2 separate regions of the Homo sapiens genome follow, and region 2 is linked to region 1. Evidence: chromatin loops called from intact Hi-C (ENCODE). Cell type or tissue: ovary. All regions are shown on one strand. Each heading gives the region's core, and the rest is flanking DNA. Links, peaks and the distances in the headings are about the cores only.

Region 1 (10,274 bases), core at 839-8,838:
CATTGCCCAGGCTGCGGGCTGCATGGGAGATGTCAGTGCTGGGGCTGACTGGTGGGAGCCTCAAGGGTGCTGAGTTTTCTTTCCTCCCTTCTAGACCATGTGCAAGCCCAGGCCTGCCCTGTCCCCTCACCTATGAAACACTGGCCTGAGAGAACATGCCATCCACCTCTTTCATAGGAGTGTTACAAAGATTAATGATAGGGCCCTAAATGCTCCTTGGGGGAGGCCGTGTGTGATTATGTGATTATTTCTTTTCAGCATACCACTCTCTGCAAAGTTTTTCATAAAGATCTGTCAGTTTCCCTGAAACAAACCAGAGAGCAGATAGTTATACAATTTACTGTGTCCTGGGGATGTGGGGCTGTGTCTGGGGCTTTCTAGTGCATACTATGTTATAGGTTAGAATCCCTGGTAGACCAGGTATTGTTAAGTAGTACTGCTGCATGTTGCCTGGGGGTGGGGTGACTGGCTGGAGAATAGAGAGACGGCTGCGTACAAAAGTAAAGTGAAAGGAAAAAAGAAAAGTAAACACCAGGACACAGGGCAGAGAATATGCTTCTAAATAAAATCAGTTGTCTCTTCTCAGTTTTAAGGGACTCCAACATCTTATTTGAAGAAAATCAGAATATAAAGAACAGACCACCACCAACTGGGACAATTCATTTCACCATTTAAAGATTTTCCTATAAAAAGGATTTGTGGTGGCTGACAAAAAATAAACTATTGTGTGTGTGTGTGTGTGTGTGTGTACATATGTACACAAAGTGTATGTAGTATAGGGCAAAATTAGACAAAGAAATTAAGGCAAAGGAAAAATCAGGATCAAACAGTAAAATAAAGCTGATGTTATGTTAATTGGCAGGGCTGTATAAGCAGAAAGTCCTGGGCCACGTTTCAAGCAGATCACAAGTCGGTTCTCAAATTCTCAGAAGTCAACTCAGGATAATTACATGATCAGTCATGAGATTCAAGGTAACCATAAAAGAAAAGCCTATAAATTGCTTGGAAAAAATGACAGTTTGTTCCCCCGGTCTCCCTGAAATATAGCAACAGTCACCTAACTGTAAGGTAAGGTGAAACAAAGCTCAACAAGTGTGGGTAAAGTTCATATTGTACTGTGAGTGATAGGCATACGATAAGATATCCCTAAAACAAAGAATTGCCCTGATACCTTTCCTTCAGTTTCAGTTTTGATTGACGTATATAGGCAGGTCTGCTTAGAGAATTAGGGTTACATCTTGGAAGGTGTGAAAGTGTGCCAGTCTCCAAACCATTGTGGGGGACTGTTTGAGGCAAGAAGAATAAAAAAAAAAGTTTTTAAAACAGTAAATGGATGTTAAAGCCCTGGTTTTTGGGCGTGTATATTACCTTTTCACTAAGCCTGTCTTAGTTTTAACTTGCACAAATTCTGAAAGTTGATTGAAGCTGTTGGTCTCTGGAATTTTCTCCCAAGGCAGGAAGAAATGTCTGATTCCTGTGTCCATGACAGAATCACACCATTTTTGCCCAATTTTGAAATAAAAGCCATTTTCATAGATTAGTTAGCTTTATACTTGGGTAGGCCACTCAAAAATGTACAAATAGAAAAAAGAGAACCTTCTAGCTACATGATTATCTCCAAAAATATCAAGAAAAATTATCCATGTGATTTGGATGTCTTATTTGGTCTGGAAAGTTGTAACACACAGGGGCCCAGTCTAGGTTTTCCCCCAAATCAGTATCTGTTGAGGCAATATGAGTTGGCAGTCTCCTTGACCAATCAAGAGCTATAGGATCAAACCTGGGATTTGGGGTGGAGAAGCGTGTTCTAACACCACTCAATTCTGCAGCTCCCTTTGCAACAAATAGCGATGGCAGGAGCTGCAGCTGCTCTGACCCATCTCTTGTCCCCATGAGCATGAACAAAGGAAGGACAAGGGGCCAGCAGCAGATGTGGGGCCACTGGCTCATGCTGTGAAGTCCCTGTTCTAGAAAATGGATTTGAATCTCCCGAGGACTTATGAGCTGACTCCTTTGAGTGTCTGTCATTCCAATGCTAGCAACATCTCGTTTTATTTTTGAAGAGCAAACCCTGTTTATCTCCCTTAACTCGGCAAGGGTAAGAGTTACTTAATGTTTATTAAGAACTGGGAGATATTCACTCAGTAATATGGTATCAAACCAATTTGACAGGTAATAATGCTGACTTGGAAAGTGTTTTGATTTGAGCCAAGATATCTTTTATGGTGGAATAAAAATAATTCTACTACCCATGCCAGCAGAGGATGCTAATTTAAAACTTTTTTTTTTTCCTCTGGATATGAGGTTGACCTTACTTTCCTCTTTTAAAAACTGGACTTAGAGAAATAGCACTGGGAGTTGGGAAAAAACTAGACTTAAAAGTAAGTTTTACTTTGGTTTGAAATTCAGTTCTACCACCTAATACCACTATGACCCTGAAACATTTGCTTCATCTTCCTGGGACTCAGTTTATCCACAGATAAAACAGAATGACAATATCCATCTCATAGAACTGATGAAAAGAGTAAATAGGATCTATAACAAGCCCATCACATCAGAGGTAATAAATGATACCTAAGATTATTTTAGTTTTTATCTTCAATAATTGGGATGTAGTTATGCTGGACCATCCACCCTGTCTCATCTTATTTGCTTTCCATGAAAGATAACTTTGTGAAATTGATAGCTAAGGATAGGACACCATGTCATAGAACAGCCTAAAATAAATAGCAGAATTGACATTGGTGTCATTAACATTGTGCTTAAATCAGACATTAGGGGGTGACTGAGTCTCTAAATCAAATCACCCAATAATGGTTGCTAGAAAATAGAATGCATATACTTCCTTTAGAGAAGAGCTGTGCTTCTGATTACTGTCTGTCCTACTTTTACCTCATTGTTTAAATGTTTGAGAGGCTACCTAGTTAAAACCCAGCTGTGATCAATTCTATTTTTCATTTATTTATTTTAGAGACAAGATCTGGCTCTGTTACCCAGGCTGGAGTACAGTGGTGCAATCATAGCTCACTACAGCCTCCAACTCCTGAGATCAAGCGATCCTCCCACCTCAGCTTCCCAAAGTGCTAGGATTACACACGTGAACTACGGCGCCTAGCCTGATCAATTCTAGAGAGGCAAAAATAACTCTCTTCAAATCTATCCACTAGTGACATCATGTTCTGTTGAGCTTTTCTTACTGGGTGACATCGGGAAAGTTTGCAACAGTGTAAGGGGCCCCAGCCTAAGGAGTCCACAATCTCCTTGAAGAGCAGCTGTGTTTAAAGGAAACAGCAGTCCATACTGTGTAGAAAAATCTCAGAGTTCAGGTTTTAAAAGTTGTTAGTTTTTTTTTAAGTCGTTAAAGATTCTAATAGAATGTGGAATGCATTTCTTAATGAAAATAGAGGCCTGTGGGCCAGGCACAGTGGCTCACGCCTGTAATCCTAGCACTTTGGGAGGCTGAGGCAGGCAGATTGCCTGAGCTCAGGAGTTCAAGACCAGCCTGGGCAACATGGTGAAACACTGTCTCTAATAAAATATAAAAAATTAGCTGGGCATGGCGGCATGCACCTGTAGTCCCAGCTACTCGGGAGGCTGAGGCAGGAGAATTGCTTGAACCCGGGAGGCAGAGGTTGCAGTGAGCCAAGATCATGCAGATGCATTCCAGCCTGGATGACAGAGTCAAACTCCGTCTCCAAAAAAAAAAAAAAAAGAAAGAAAGAAAATAGAGGCCTGTGGCTCTATTTTCTGAGGCAGTGGGCACAGTTACTCACACCTGTAATCCCAATACTTTGGGAGGATGAGGCAGGAGGATTGCATGAGCCCAGAAGTTCAAGACCAGCCTGAGCAACATAGAATCTGTTTCTACAATAATAATAATATTAGCTGGGTGTGGTAGTGCACACCTGTAGTTCCATCTGTTCAGGAGGCTGAGGTGGGAAGATCGCTTGAGCCTGAGAATCTGAGGCTGCAGTGAGTCATGATCATGCCACTGCACTCCAGCCTGAGCAACAGAACAATTAAGAAAACAAACAACAAAAATAATAGAGGCCTGTTCATGATATAATGCCAAGAAAGCTATATTCCTATAAGCTTTTAATGGATGATGATAATTTTCCAAGAATTTGGAACAACAAATAAAGAATAACAAATATTTATTGACCATTTGGTACATGTAGACATTATTCTAAGCACTATTCAGGTATTATCACATTTAAGCCTTATCAAAATCTTCTGTCACTGATTCTATTATTGTCTGCATTTTAAAGATGTGGAAACTGGTGGGGCGCAGTGGCTCACACCTGTAATCCCAGCACTTTGGGAGGCCGAGGCTGAACAGATCACTTGAGGTCAGGAGTTCGAGACCAGCCTGGCCAAAGTGGTGAAACCCCATCTCTACTAAAAATACAAAAACTAGTTGGGTGTGGTGGGCATGCCTGTAGTCTCAGCTACTTAGGAGGCTGAAACAGGAGAATTGCTTGAACCCGGGAGGCAGAGGTTGCAGTGAGCCAAGATCACACCACTGCACTCCAGCCTGGGCAACAGAGCAAGACTCCATCTCAAGAAAAGGCAAATAAAAATAAAGATATGGAAACTGAGGCAGTGATTTTATTAGATCCCTAAGGTACAGTTATAAGGGCAGTTTCGGCACCAGAGCTCACGCTGTCATCACTACACTAAACTGTCCTTTGGAGAAGTAAGCAGCTAGGTAGTTTTTGCCTAAGAGATAGACTGCATCCAGTATGTTTGCCCAGGGACATAATGCAAACCAGGGAAGGCCCATGGTCCACCACCATAACCAGTAACCCTGACATTGCCTGAGTTAGTGCTCAGGCACAATCTTCTTTCTGCAGTTCTGTTAACCAGCTGGCCCCATAAGTTCCCACCTCTGTATATTAGCCCCAGAGCTCTCTGCAGCAAAGCTGAGCTATATCCATTGGACCTGTCTTCCTAGAGGCAAACAATCACTGATTTACATGGGAATGCTGGCATGAGAAGAATGAGATGAGGTTTCACAACTTGTGGAGTTCTGGCACTTTTGCAAACTGTCCTTCCAGTTCTATCTCCGGCCCAGAAACAGGTTTTTATCAGACCTAGAACTCTCACAAAACTAGGAGATTATGAAGACTACTCACAGAGAGCATTTCTGCAATCACCACAAGGAAATACCTAGGCAAAATGTTTTAAAAACTTCAGAGTACAGCATAGTCCTGTGGAACCTACTTCTAATTGTGAATAGAAAAGGGCAAGCAGTTGCAACCAGGTTTTGCTCCAGATGGTTGGAAGATCTTTGCATTGATCTCTCTGTTCCTCCCCTCACACATCCCAACAACACACAAACACAACTCTTGGAGGTTGTTGACTTGTCTGCAGTGAATGGTTTAAGATCAGCATGGTTTTGCATTCTTTGGTCCTAATCTTTACCAGCAATGCAGGATCCCAAAGGAACGCCAGATAAAATGAGCTGACTTGGTTTAGTTTCACTTAATTGTTTTGCATCCCTTTTTGTTTGTGGTAGATCAGGGTAATTGTTGACCATCTTTCTGCTTGATTAGTGATGTTTAAACCTGAACCTATCTTTCAGTGATGTTTATTTGGTTTGAAACCTCTGATGAGCGTCATGATAATTAGAAAGCGAGTTGAGACTTATCGAAGCTTCTTTCAGTTCCAACATTTATCTGGAGTATTATTATAATAAACCTGGAAGTGATGTGTGTATATGCAATTTGACATGTATCTGGCTCTCACATCTTTACGTCCTGATAGAAGGCTAATGGGCCTAATGGGCCCTGACCCTGTGTGTCAGTTACCTGTCATTAAACCCTCGGATTGACCTGCTTTGAGGTCGATTCCCTCTCAGGCTGGCGTCACTCCCTGGACAGTCGTCCCAGACTTCCTTTCAGGTCTTTTTCTCTACTTTCTGCTTTTTGCTTGTCTTCCTTTCTGTTCCCTCTTCCATCAATCATTTTTGCTGTCACTCCTTCTATGGTGAGACTTTTACCTACCAGCTTTCTCTTTCCTCTGGCTTTATGATCTATTCTCTGCTATTTTCTGTTAGCTACACTGCTCTTCCTTAAAGTGTATCCCTACTCCTTCCCCAATCCTATTTCTTCCTCTGAATCATTGGTTCTCAACTGAGGGGCAATCTTGGTACCCAGTGGAGATTTGGCAATGTCTGGAGAGATTTTTAGTTATGACGACTGGGGGTGGGGGTAGTGACTTTACTTGCTAGCATCCAGTGGGTAGAGGCCTGGAAGCTAATGAACATCCTACAGTGCACAGGGTGGCCCCTCCCCCCACGGTGACACAACAAGGAACTGGCTGGCTCAAGATGTCAATAGAGCCAAGCCTCAGAAGTCCCAGGCTACACAGATGTCTATCCACCTCTCAATGGGAGTGTTTTCTCTCCTGGTTCCAAATCGCAGTTGCTTAATCCTTTCTTTCCCCAGGCCGGGGCTTTAGTGTGTTCCCATTCACTTGTTATTGCTCTTCCTTGCCACCGGATCCTTCTTGACTGAACAGTCCTTACACCTTCACACTTGCCCTGATCTCACCCCTGAGACTTAGTGTAGCAGCTACTTTATCAATCAGCTGCCCTGGAGTGACCTGAGGAGCTACAAAAATAATTTTCTTAGAATTCTGTTTATTTTCCAGTTTTTCACAAATCCAGTGCAGTGTTGTTGTTGTTATTGTTGTTTTTGCTTTGTTTTGTTTTGTTTTCCTGAAACAGCATCTCACTCTGTGCCCAGACTGATGTGCAGTGGCGCAATCATAGTTTACTGTAGCCTCAAGTTCCTGGGCTCAGGCAATCCTCCTGCCTCAGCCTCCTAACTAGTTGGGACTACAGGTGCACACCACCATGCCCAGCTAATTTTTTTAAAAATATTTTTTGTGGACACCAGGTCTATGTTGCCCAAGCTGGTCTCGAACTCCTGGGCTCAAGCAATCCTCCCACCTCAGCCTCCTAAAGTGCTGGGATTGCAGGTGTGAGCCACTGCACCTGGCTCCATGCAGTCCTTAAAGCTTAAGCTCCATGCTTCTGGTTTCAAAGTTTCTGGAGTATATCACATCTGCCTGACAGGTGCAGCCACAGCAGCCCTCTGCGGGGCCCTTCTTGCTTCTTCCTGCAATGCCTCCTTCCACTCCCCTGCTGCTGGCCACAGAAACTGCTCCTGGCTTCTTCGTTATGTGAATGCTTGAGTGTTGCCAGCATGGGTGTGGCTTACAGGAGGCTCTTCTGTCACTGTAAGACAGAGAAGAAATACCTTCCACTACCTTCATTCATTCTTTTTTTTAAAGGAGCATTTACTATATGCTGGGCAATGCTGGGTGTAGGAGAAATTAAAGTAAATGAGAGGCCGAGCACAATGGCTCATGTCTATGATCCCAGCACTTTGGGAGGACGAGACAAGTAGATTAGTTGAGTCCAAGAGCTTGAGACCAGCCTGGGCAACATAGAGAAACCCCATCTCTACCAAAAAATGCAAAAATTAGCCAAGCATGGTGGTGTGCGCCTGTAGTCCCAGCTACACAGGAGACTGAAGTTGGAGGATCGCTTGAGCCTGGGAGGTTGGAGGTTTCAGTGAGGTGAGATCACACCTCTGCACTCCAGCCTGGGCAACAGAGGGAGACCCTGTCTCAAAAAAAAAAAAAAAAAAAGGAAAAAAACAAAACAAAACAGACATTTGGGGTCCTGACTTCCCAGGCACAAATAAAGTAAATGAGAGAAAAACTGTCTCCAAGGAGCTCCAAGTGTGGTGGACAGACAAGCAAGAAAACCTAAGCACACAAAAATCAGTGCTGCATGCTGGAGGTAAGCAGTTATAGGAGTTCAAAGGAAAAAGTGCTTGTATTCGTTTCCATAGGCTGCTGTAACAAGTACCAAAGCCTAGTGGCTTAAAACAATGCAAGTTTATTACAGTTCTAAAGGTCAGAAGTCCAAAATCAGTCTCAGTGGGCTAAAATCAAGGTGCTGGGCAGGGTTGTGTTCCTTCTACGGGCTCTAGAAGAGAATTGTTTGCTTGATTTTTCTAGCTTCTGGAGGCTGCCTGCATTCCTTGGCTCCTGACCCTACGCTCCATTTTCAAAGCCAGTGGTGCAGCGTCTTCCAATCTCTCTTTTCCTGCTTCCTTCATCCTTTCTCCTTCCCTGACTCTGACCCGCCTTTCTTCTTTTTTTTTTTTTTTTTTTTTTTTTTTTTTTTTTTTTTTGAGACAGAGTCTCGCTCTGTCGCCCAGGCTGGAGTGCAGTGGCGCGATCTCGGCTCACTGCAAGCTCCGCCTCTCGGATTCACACCATTCTCCTGCCTCAGCCTCCAGAGTAGCTGGGACTACAGGCGCCCGCCACCACGCCCGGCTAATTTTTTGTGTTTTTAGTAGAGACGGGGTTTCACCGTGTTAGCCAGGATGGTGTAGATCTCCTGACCTCGTGATCCTCCCGCCTTGGCCTCCCAAAGTGCTGGGATTACAGGCGTGAGCCACAGCGCCCGGCCCACCTTCCTTCTTCTTATAGGGCCTCTTTTGATTCCTTTGAGCCTACCTACATAACCCAGGGATGTTCCCATCTGAAGATCCTTTGCCGTGTAAGGTAACACACCCACAGGTTCTGGGGATTTTGATGCATACAGCTTTAAAGGTTATTATTTCGCCCGCTATGTGCCTTAAGTTAGGTTAGGGTAGGGGGGTGGCTTCAAAGAGGAGGTGTGCCCAAATGGAGGCGGAAGAATAGGGTATACAAAAGGTTCTGGGGCGATAGCGAGTCTGCCACAGACTGAGAACCACCAGAAGTTTGGTATGGTGGGAATGCAGTGTGTGGTATTGGGGGAAGGGTCAAACCTGATGTTGCAAAGAAAGGCAGAGGTGAAACTGAAGCTTATCTTGGGGTGGGGGTGGGGCATGGAACTAAAAGAATTTGGAAAGTTCTCAAGTGATGAGGTTGCATTTACACCTGCACTGTCCAGTCCGGGCCACCAGCAACCTGTGGCAAGTGAGCATATGAAACGTGGCCAGTCCAAATTTGAGATGTGCGGTAAGTGTATATGCAACAAGATTTCAAAAACTTAGTATGAAAAAACATAAAAATATCTCATTAAAATTTTGTGTATTAATAATTTGGGTATATTGGGTTAAAATTTATTAAATGTTTTCCATTCACCTGTTCCTTTTTACTTTCTAAACGAGGCCACTGGCACACTGAGTCTTCTGATCCCAAGTCAGATACCTTATTCATTAGTCAATGTGGTCATCACTGGCAAACGTAAAATTGCATATGTGGCTCACATTAGATTTCTTTTGGACAGTGCTGGTCTAGAGGCTTAGGAGGAAAACAAACTGAGGGGTTGAAACTGGAGGAGAACAGGCTGGACTAGAAGTGACATGGGCTGGAATTGTGCTGGCATGGAGGAGCAGGGAGGGATAGAAAGGAGCTCTGTGAGGGACCGTTGGCAGGACCTGGTGGCTGGGAGGCAGTCCAGGAGAGAGGGAGGGTCCAGGGAAGCCCCCAGTCCCATGATTGTATGGATGGTGGGAAAGGCAAGTTTTTTTTAGGTGTGTAGAATTTCAGATCCCTGGGGCACAGCAGCATCTCCTCACCAGCACTCCATACAGATGAAGCAGGGTGGCCCGGAAGCTCCTTCTCCAACCTGGTGCAGCTTTCGCAACCTGACTCGCTCTTTCAGTTATTAAGAATCAGCCAGCCAGCCCAGTGGCTCACTCCTGCGATCTCAACACTTGTGGAGGTCCAGGTGGGAAGTTCGCTTGAGCCCATGAGTTAGAGACCAGCTCGTGCAACATGGTGAGACCTTGTCTCTACAAAATATTAAAAAGTTAGCTGAGCATGGTGGTGCACACCTGTAGTCCTAGCTACAGGGAAGCTGAGGCGGGAGGATCAATTGAGCCTGGGATGTGGAAGTTGTAGTAAGCCAAGACTGCACCACTGCACTTCAGTCTCGACCACAGAGTGAGACCCTGTCCCAAAAAAAGAAAAAAAAGGAATCTGATGCACATTCCCTCAGGGTGGGATCTGGGAGACAATGTGAGGAGTGACTGTACCCTATAAGTTCCCCCAACCCCTGCTATAGTAAAACAATTGCCCTCCTCACAATCTCTCAGCCCCAGCTTTGGTCTCTCCTGCCAGCCACCCAGTGCATCCCTTCCTTGGGTGCACAACCCAGGATTCCAAGCTATGCGGAGACCACTTTCTCTTGTCACTTAATTGAAGTCTTGGAGCCCAGCCTCATCTCCATCTCCTCTAATTACTGCTTCCCAGTAACAAAA
Region 2 (10,274 bases), core at 1,070-9,069, 99 kb after region 1:
CAAAATCAACTTAAAATACAATGTTAATTCTGTAGAGCAACTTTTTGTTGTCTAATGAACACAGCAGCATGGAAGTCACATGGAAGCCAAGAGTAACTTGGTCTACTCTTGAAAGGCTGGAACCCATCAAGGACGTCCCATTTCTAAGTGATGTCCACTTGTTTGATTTTTAACTCTTCTTCTTTCTATGATTTTCAAAGGATTCAAAATAACTACAAAGCATAGCATGGTGCCTTTTGTGTATATGAAAAAGCAAATCTGGTTCTAGGGCTTAATGTTTGTTACTTGAGTCTGACAATAGACAATCTTGCCTTGGGCTATGCCAGTAACGACAGGAGACCAGGCGCCGAGTCTTCAGAGCTCAACCTTGCTGGCATCTGTTCCTCTGAGAGAGAGAAGTTGAGAGGGGAGGAGAGCAAGTTCCCACAAACCTTAAAGAGAAACATCTGTTGCAGCTTGTGTGCTGAGTTCAGCAGGGGAGAAGCCAACCCAGGACCAGGTCAGATCTCAGTACTGGTCTCTATGCTAAATTGAAAATGACTAAGACAGTATCAAGGGATGCGTAAAAATCATTATGGTCAAAGTTATCACAATGATTTCTTTTCTTCTGGATTTGATGGGAAATGTTTGTGTAGACCCAGGCTATGTCCAGATGACTGTTGTAAATTCAATAAAAAATGTTTAAAATAAACAAAAGGACATTATGACCACCACTGTATGATTGCACATGATGGTTGAACACTGGCCAGGCCGAAGGGCCACCAGGCTAAACAGCAAGGGAGAAAGTCCCTGGCAAATGGTTTCCATCCTGGCCTTACTCACTTTCATGCATACAGAAACAGCTGTGAAATATACATGGCTCATCAATATTAATTTTCACGTTGATGAAAAGCCACTCCCTGTCCTGGTGACCTTGAAGAAGTCCCAACCTCACTGGGTCTCACTTTCTCTGTCTGCAAAATGAGGATAACAATATTCTCCCCATCTGCCTTAGCTGGTTGTTGCTTATTGCATACGCATGAGGCTCCAACCTGTTTATTTTATTTGGTGAACAGTTAAATAGTACTTACTACGTGCCAGGCAGTGGTATTAACTCATTTATTTCTCACAACAATCGCATAAGAAAAGGTATTATTATTATTATTATCCCCATTTTACAGATAAGGAAACTAAGACATGGAATTTAATGACCACAAAATATTGAACAACTGTTAATTATTAATGCCGAGAATTTTTGTGTCCTTCTGAACATGAAAGTGGCTAGCATTACCCATGAAATTCTGACTTCTACACCCCCGATTAATTTCCCACAAGCTCTCAGACCTCTGAGATTCTGCTAGCCTTTTCTTTTCTGCACCTCCTGTCCGCTTATACATACTACCTTTTTTGTTTGTTTTTTTGTTTTGTTTTGAGACAAGGTCTCACTCTGTTGCCCAGGCTAGATATCAGTGCTGTGATCACAGCTCCCTGCAGCCTCAACCTCCTGGCTTCAAGAGATCCTCCTGCCTCAGCCTCCAGAGTAGCTGGGACTACAGGCACACACCACCACACAGCTAATTTTTGTGTTTTTTGTAGAGACGGAGTCTCACCATGTTACTCAGACTTGTCTGGAACTCCTGGAGTCAAGCAATCTTCTCAAAGTCCTAGGATTACAGGTGTGAGCTGCTGCACCCGGCCATACTACCTTTGATTATAGTGTTCTATGGCCTTGTGTCTGCACTTTTCCACATCATTCCTAGTTTATAAGCTTCTGGAGCAGAGAGAAACTTCCCCTACCAAACCTGTCACAGTACCATGCACCTGGTGCTCTGGGTGGCTGTTCAATGAATTAATTAGCTATTAATGAAGCAATCGTCCCCACCTGTGCCTGAGGGACATGCTCATTGGCAATGGCTCATTATGATTGGTTCACTCATAATGGCTGTGACTAGGTCCCTTTTCAGGGGCACAGGACTCTGGATTAGCAAACTTAACATTTTCTGACCTCTCTTAATGCTGAATCACACACGCATTCATATGTGTATTCACACCCTTCTCATGTGTCATTCTCATGTGTCAAGGGAAACTTTGGCCTAGATGCTATTAACATTTTACAATTTTCTTTTGGTAAATATCAGTAGCCATCATTGTTTAAATGTGAACAGCAGCTATGTTCGTAGAAATATGAAGTGGATTGGTTTTCTATTGCCGCTGCAACAAATTGCTGCAAATTTGGAGACTTAAAACAACAGAGGTTTATTATCTTACAGATCTGGTCCAAAGTAGGTTGGCATGGCTGTGTTCCTTATGGCAGCTCTAGGAAAGAATCCATTTCCTTGCCTTGTTCAGCTTTTTTTTTGAGATGGGGTCTCACTCTGTCCCCCAAGCTGGAGTACGGTGGCATGATCTCGGCTCACTGCAACCTCTAGCTCCTAGATTCAAGCGATTCTCTTGCCTCAGCCTCCTGAGTAGCTGAGATTACAGGTACCCACCACCACGCCCACCTAATTTTTGTATTTTTAGTAGAGTCGGGGTTTTGCAATGTTGCCCAGGCTGGTCTGGAACTCCTGACCTTAAGCGATCTGCCTGCCTGGGCCTCCCAAAGTGCTGGGATTACAGCGTGAGCCACCATGCTTAACCCTTGTTCAGGTTTTAGAGGCTGCCTGCATGCCTTAGCTCATGGCCCTACCTCACGTCAGCCTCTGCTGTGGTTATCACATCTCCGTCTCAGACTCTGACCCTACTTTTCCCCTCTTTTAAGGACCCTTGTGCCTGGGCTGCCAAGATAATCCAGGATAATCTTCCTCTCTCAAGGTCCTTAATTTGATCACATCAGCAAAGTCTCTTCTGCCAGGGATTTGTAAGGGAATATATTCACAGTTTCTGGGGATTAGGCATAAACATCTTTGGGGGCCATTATTTGCCCATCACAATAGGTGTATAGACATCTATCAGGTGGTATGTTACAACGGAAGTGGACTGATTTTTGCCACATGTAAAAAGAATATTCACTAGCAGATAAAAAAATAAATAAATAAACTGTCATAGAACTCACCGCTGCAAGCTTGGTAAATTTCCTGTTCTTGCCCTTCGTCATGACAGAAAGTTTCACTTTGAGTCAGATCCAACAATATTTTGACAGTAGAATCTGCCAGCCTTCTGGGTGGGCCAGTGGCAGGGTCCCTGAAGTCTGGGTAGATACAGGATGACACAGGCTTCTGGACCCTGATCCCGGCTGGCCTTGCAGAGCGCTCATGTCTCTTTCCTACAGAAACGGTGCAGCAAGAGCACAAAAGCTCTCTAGCCAAGACTTATCTTGATTATCTCGAACTGCTGACCTCAAGTAATCGGGGGCCTTGGCCTCCCAAAGTCCTGGGATTACAGGCGTGAGCCACCCTGCCTGCTGAATATATTTTTTTGACCCACACTATCATTTTATTTATTTTTCAATGATACTATATGAATACAAAGTTTCTAGAAAGCTACAAAATGTCTACCACTGTATCAAGAAGGCATCAAAATGTGTCACTTTGCAAAGACATGAAAACATCTGCAGGAACAGACACAAAAACAGCATTTTAAGAGTGAGGAAATAATTGTACTTATCTGCCCTGAATATTAAAGTTATTATACATATGTACTGCAAAAGCTAGAATCCATTTTTTTTTACAAAACACTTTATTTAAAAATTCTGTGCACACAAACTGTATAATTTTCATATAACTATCATACTAAAGATAAATTCACTTTAAGGCCAACACTTAGAACTTTTTTTTTCTTTTTCTTGAGATGGAGTCCCACTCTGTTGCCCAAGCTTTATGGCAATGGCACAATCTCGGTTCACTGCAACCCCTGCCTCCCAGGTTCAAGTGATTCTCCTGCTTCAGCCTCCTGAGTAGCTGGGATTACTGGCACCTGCCAGGACACCTGGCTAATTTTTTTTTTTTTTTGTAGTTTTAGTACAGATGGGGTTTCACCATGTTGGCCAGGCTGGTCTTGAACTCCTGACCTCAGGTGATCCACCCCCCCTCGGCCTCCCAAAGTGCTGGGATAACAGGCATGAGCCACTGCGTCCGGCCTCACTTAGAACATTTTAAAACCAAAAGCTACCAGTAGCTAAACACAGATGTTAACAAATACAAGAAAATACAAGAACACTGTACTGCCTAGAGGTTTAATCAAGTGCCTTTTGAAAGTTTCTGCAAGTAGGTTAAGGAAGTATGTGCGTGATTTTGCCCTTGCCTCATCTCTTCAGTCTACCCAAGAGCAGCCCAGTTACCCAAAGGCAGGTTCCACAGCCCAGTCCAACAGCACTACGATATCAAAGGAACTACCAACCAGATTAGATGCTTGTATCACAAACTCTGTATGTGAAAGACACAAAGACACCGACCATGAGAATCCCATTAAGTCATTTAGAAAGTGAACAAACACATGGACAAACCAATTTAAATAAAATTTAAGCATATTATTAAAGAATTAAAGACTATTCAGGTTTCTTTCTTTCCTTCCTTTCCTCCCTCCATCCCTCTCTCTCTCTCTCTCTCTCTCTCTCTTTCTTTCTTTCTTTCTTGAGAGCTCAGTTGCCCAGGCTACAGTGCAATGGTGTGATCATGGTTTTCTGCAGCCTTGACCTCCTGGGCTCAAGCATTCTCCCACCTCAGCCTCTTGAGTAGCTGGGACCACAGGTGCACACCATAACACCTGGCTAATTTTTACTTTTTTGTAGAGATGGGGATCTCATTATGTTACCCAGGCTGGTCTGGAACTCCTAGCCTCAAGTGATCCTCCTGCACCGGTCTCCCAAAGTGCTAGGATTAGAGGCATGAGCCATTGTACCTGGCCAGGTTTCTCTCTTAAATGTTACAAAAAAAGAAAAAAAATGTTGTCATTTTTCTGGCATGAACTTTTACTTTCTTTCCCTTTGTCTGCAGTCCTGAGCCTATTGAAAAAGGCCTACATAAGGAAATCTTTTAAGGATGTAACAGGGAGATGTATGTTTTTAAGAAGTGTCATTAATACATAATTTTCCCAGTGAAACTAATCACAGAAAATGCCTGATTAAAAAAAATGAAGTAAAAATAAGACACTGGTTTCCAATTAATTTACAACTAGATCCTGCCAGCCTCTCTTAGAGAAAAGGGGAAGGAGAAACAATCTTACATGGAAGGCAAACAAAAGAGTCAGCCTGAGAGAGGTGGCGTCCAATGGAATCTGATCCCATTCATTTAATTTTTTATTTATTTATTTATTTATTTATTTTTTGAGACAGAGTCTTGCTGTGTCGCCCAGGCTGGAGTGCAGTGGTGTGAACTCGGCTCACTGCAACCTCCACCTCCTGGGTTCAAGCGATTCTCCTGCCTCAGCCTTCCGAGTAGCTGGGACTACAAGCGCGTGCCACCATGCCTGTCTAATTTTTGTATTTTTAGTAGAGATGGGGTTTCACCATTTAGCCAGGCTGGTCTTGAACTCCTGACGTCAGGTTATCCACCCACCTCAGCCTCCCAAAGTGCTGGGATTACAGACATGAGCCACCGCGCCCGGCCCTGACCACATTTAATGATGAATGAGAGGGAACCTGAATGCCATCTCGAATACTAAAATGATGTAGTGTGGCATATGACTGACTCAATGCAAATTCACAGAGTAAAACAATTTAGAGCGTAGGAAGTAGGACAGTATATACAAATATTTCATCTTATTTCATGGTGCATGACTTCAAGTGAAACTATCCCTTGCCATGCAATACATTTTAAACACTAACCTTCATTCTTTTTTTTTTTTTTTTTTTTGAGACGAGTCTCGCTCTGTCGCCCAGGCTGAAGTGCGGTGGCATGATCTCAGCTCACTGCAAGCTCCGCTTCCCGGGTTCACGCTATTCTCCTGCCTCAGCCTCTGGAGTAGCTGGGACTACAGGCGCCCGCCACCAGGCCCGGCTAATTTTTTGCATTTTTAGTAGAGACAGGGTTTCACTGTGTTAGCCAGGATGGTCTCGATTTCCTGACCTCGTGATCCACCCGCCTCAGCCTCCCAAAGTGCTGGGATTACAGGCGTGAGCCACTGCGCCCGGCCCAAACCTTCATTCTTAGTGATACAAGCAAAGAGTTTATGGGAGAAAACTATTGTCAAACAAAACATAGTAACAGTTAAAAAGGAAGCAGGAAAATAAGTCTGACTAACTTCTTCCAAACTGTGGTATTGTTCCCACAGGGAGGAGTTCAGAATGGAACTTTTGGATTCTAATTGTCATTGTTTTGCTTGCAAGTAAGGCCTACTCATACTGTGAGATTATTGGTCTTTTGCATTTATTCTTCTGCTTATATCTCTACTAATTAAAAAGTAATTTGTGAAAAGTACAGAGCAAATTGTGTCCCCATGGGGTTGCAGCAATCGCCTTTTCTGGTGTCTGCTCAGCCTGTGGGGACACATTTTTCTCTGCTACCAGCCTCGCAGGTACCCTCACCTGTGTGTGTGTTCCAATGTCCATGGGCTGCTGGTCACAGCCATCTGGATTAAGGGTTTACAACTGGGCTGGGCACGGTGGCTCACACCTGTAATCCCAGCACTCTGGGAGGCTGAGGCAGGCTGATCACCTGAGGCCAGGAATTCGAGACCAGTCCGGCTAACATGGCGAAACGCCATCTCTACTAAAAATACAAAAATTAGTCAGGTGTGCTAGAGAGCGCCTGTAATCCCAGCTACTGGGGAGGCTGAGGTAGGAGTATCGCTTGAATTTGGGAGGTGGAGGTTGTAGTGAGCTGACACCAAAACTGGACAAATTGGGCCACTAAGAGTCTGTGTCACATGAGGACTTTTGTTTATGGCTGGGACTGAGGACCTATGAAGCCAGAAGCAGTTACGTGCAGGGAGAAGGGAGAAAGGGCCTGAAAGAGGAAAGAAGGAAGCAATGGTAAGGCCAAGAAATGAGTGGGGGATACTCTGTGAAAATCTCAGGGCAGCTCCGAGAGTGAAAGGCTTATTCCTTCATCTCCCGTGGCCTCGAGTGGTTTCCCTTTCTCCTGATGTCCTCCTGTCCTTGGAGTTTGACATACCCCTGTTTTCTTCTGTTTTTTTTTTTTTTTTTTTTTTTTCTAGCTTTGTCATAAGCTAGCTTGACTGAGTTACATGCAGCCAAAAGGAAACTTGAAGAGGATTTTGCACATTTTTTCCAATTGGTTTGCCTTTGTTGGCGGTGCTTTTATCCTGAGTAAAAAAAAAAAAAAAAAAAAATTAACTTGAATAAAGTCCAATTTAGCTTCCATTTCCTTTATAAATAAAACCAAGTTTTGGCATTGGTTTTTTTGTTTGTTTGTTTGTTTGTTTGTTCAGATAGCCATTTGCACCTCAAGATTATGTAAATATTCACCTGTATTTTGGGGTTTTAAGTTTTTGTTTTTCTTCTTTTATTATTTTTCCTTTCCTTCGGTTCTTATGTGGTTTTGATTTTTACATTAAAATCTCAAATCAGTCAGAAATTTATTTTAGTATAAAGCATGTGGTATGAGGAACAGATCAGCCTTTACTTTTTTCCATTGGTAAAGAAAAAGAAGCACGAATTTTAAAAAGGGGTCCAGAAGCACTGTTTGGTATCTAGACTAGGTCCCAATTCCTTTATAACTGCACTTTTGATTCCTAAAAACCTTGAATCAATCATTCTTCTGAAATTAGTCCTTTGCTGTTGGCTTGCTCTGTCTTCATGGATTACTGGACATGAAAAAAAGGAAGAGTGATTGATTTCCTTCTGAGAGTTTGTTCCATGAATATTGGTACCCTGGGAGTGGAGCCTATAGTGTTTACACTCCTTTCCATATAGATAAATGTCTCCTAGTCTCTCATGCCTGAATAAATTCACTATAATCAGCTTTTTTCCTTTATTATATTCCTGGCATATATTTCAATAAAGACTGTTTCTCTAGAGAATAACTAAACTAAGGACATTGTGTTCCATTTCTATGATGAGATATGTATTTTCCAAACAAAAGTCAAATCCTTCATTTCAAAGGGTTACAGGGATGGTACTTATAAAACATTCCAGCTGATTAAATAAAGGGCACTGAGAAGTCAGCTGAAGCTATTAGCTGGCTCTGAACCCATAGCATGTTCACTCGATTGCGAATTGGACAAACTTTTGCTCATTTGAAGCCCTTGCTTTTCATCACTTTGTTCTAAAAGAGGAAAATACATTAACAGTCATGTTGGCCATGACTATCCAATCTGCCAAACTTGAGGTGCACAATCCCATTGAAGGTAGCACCATCTTTATTAACACGTTTTCAACCACATATATGGTGGGCTGTCTGTGCTACTTTGCCTCTAATCTATAGGTCTCTCTGTGAATGTTTTGCCTTGGTTAGAATCTCATTTAGCTCTTGTTCCACCCCTTTGTGTACACTTCTCTTTCTACCTCCTTCCTCTGGCTGCTTCCATTGACCACAATGTAGAAGGAAAATGCAATGCATGCTTTTCTATTGCATTTATAATTACTAAGTAGTGATCCCTGTTACAGTTTTTAAAGTTGAAATGCAGATACTTGAAACATTTTCTATTTCTAGATTGAAAAGATAATCAGATTGTTTAAACTGACAATGACTCAATGCTGATACTGGGCATGCTTCATTGTTTTGTTTTGTTGTTTTTGTTTTTAAATCCCAAAGCCGTGGATCATGGATGGATTCTGGACAAAGTAAATAAATTGTTCCTATTTTATTCCTCCTGCTTTCCATTAAAGACTGCTGTGACCCTCCTCTTCTCTCTCCTCCCCACCAGTCCACAGCCCTCGACCTGCTGCCCAGATCCCATGTTGCTTCCTACTCACCAAGAGCTGCCCACCCTTGTTTTTCTCTTGTTTCCTGTGGCACCACAACACCAATTGCATAGTCCACCCCCATTCATGCTGTTGATCTTTGCAGCCTCACTCCTAGTAGACGGCGCACTTCTCTTCTCTCTTACCTACACCCTAAGACTCAAAGCAGGCACTGTTCACAGGATCAGTCTTCCAAAGCAGGGAGCTGCTGGCAGCTTGTAGACGCTGGTTGAAACCCTAACCCCTTCCCAGGCTTGTACTCAGGCCAGCACATCACCAGGCAAGATCTCAAGGACTCATAGCCAACATGGTGGCAGATGTTGTTAATACTTTCACTTGTCCATTGATTGATAGGCTTTTGAATTTGTTGGCTGCAGAGCAGATATGCCACTATACTGGAATAAAAATCATACTTAATTTTCCTTTGTTAAAAGAATCTGTAAAAATTCTGTTAAATGTTTTGAAAATGCAAAAGTGGGCCAGGTATAATCCCAACACTCTGAGAGGCAGAAGCAAGAGCATCACTTGGGGCCAGGAGTTCGAGACCAGCCTGAGCAACATAGTGAGACACCATCTCTATTTTAAAAATTAATATGAAATATTTTTAAAAAGCAAAAACATTAAGAAATCTGACTAAGAGAAAAACAAGAAGGCAAAAAATATTATGCCAAAGGAGCTACAGGAGAGAGAAGGTAGCAAGATGGCCTGCAACCTCGGCCATCATTTGAATTCCTCATTAGTGATATGGCCCCCAGGTGCCAAATGTTTGTGGGTGTTTTATCTGTTTCATTTTTAATTTTCTCTAAAAAATTTATTTATGGTTCAATGAATAAAAAGTTTGTGTTATTTATGGAGGATGAATATAACCTCAAATATCCATACATTCTAAGAGCAATGATGAACCATAAAAGAAAAGGAGATTATGGGGTAAGGAAAGGACTCAGGTTGATTTGGAGACGCCTGCAACCTGGCTTGGAGGAAGAAGATAGCAAAGAAAGCTGAAGAACAAGACAAAAGTGGCAGACAATGATGATGGCTTAATTTTACCATTAGAAGATATATATTTTCTTTTGAATTTATAAAGTTTTATAAATTATTAAGACCATATAGTAGCTAATAATAGATTAAAAGTAGAAACTCAATAATTATTTATTGAATCAATAGAAAAAAATGTATCAATGCTGTCTTCTGAGCCAAAAAGAAAAAAGAAAAAATGTATATCTTCAATAACATAATTGTTTGCCAAATTTAAACCTCATCAACTTGGACTAGTTAGATTAGCTGAATTGAAGCTGTATATGGAAAATAAAAGACAGATCGCTGGATGGGATTGTACTATAGGTGTCATGAAATCTCGACTTAGTTTAAAATTACTGGGGTAGGCAATAGGATATGTGGTTGTGTAAATTCACAGGACTGACCTCTTGGACTTGGCTGAGTTTTTTAAGAATAGGGTCTATACAGAGCCAAGGTAGACATAAAATTGAGGCCT

Evidence for each region. A loop is a pair of places that touch in the nucleus more often than their neighbours do. Peaks named below come from ENCODE experiments on the same cell type or tissue, not always from the same donor. Only the 100,000 strongest peaks of a DNase experiment are listed, where the experiment ranks them.
Region 2: a loop joins it to region 1, with 2.3 times the contacts of the local background. A loop is called at or near these places in 4 of 110 quality-filtered maps.

The regions. Positions count from the first base shown.
Region 1 is chr18:59,700,355-59,710,628 of GRCh38, forward strand. No RefSeq gene overlaps it. Among named protein-coding and RNA genes, the nearest start is that of CCBE1, 8.1 kb to the left of the region's middle. RefSeq lists a silencer at 6,235-6,418. In ovary, for the core only: no CTCF peak of the experiment used is centred there; no DNase peak of the experiment used is centred there; H3K4me3 peaks cover 7 bases; H3K27ac peaks cover 1,360 bases.
Region 2 is chr18:59,799,106-59,809,379 of GRCh38, forward strand. No RefSeq gene overlaps it. Among named protein-coding and RNA genes, the nearest start is that of PMAIP1, 96 kb to the right of the region's middle. In ovary, for the core only: no CTCF peak of the experiment used is centred there; no DNase peak of the experiment used is centred there.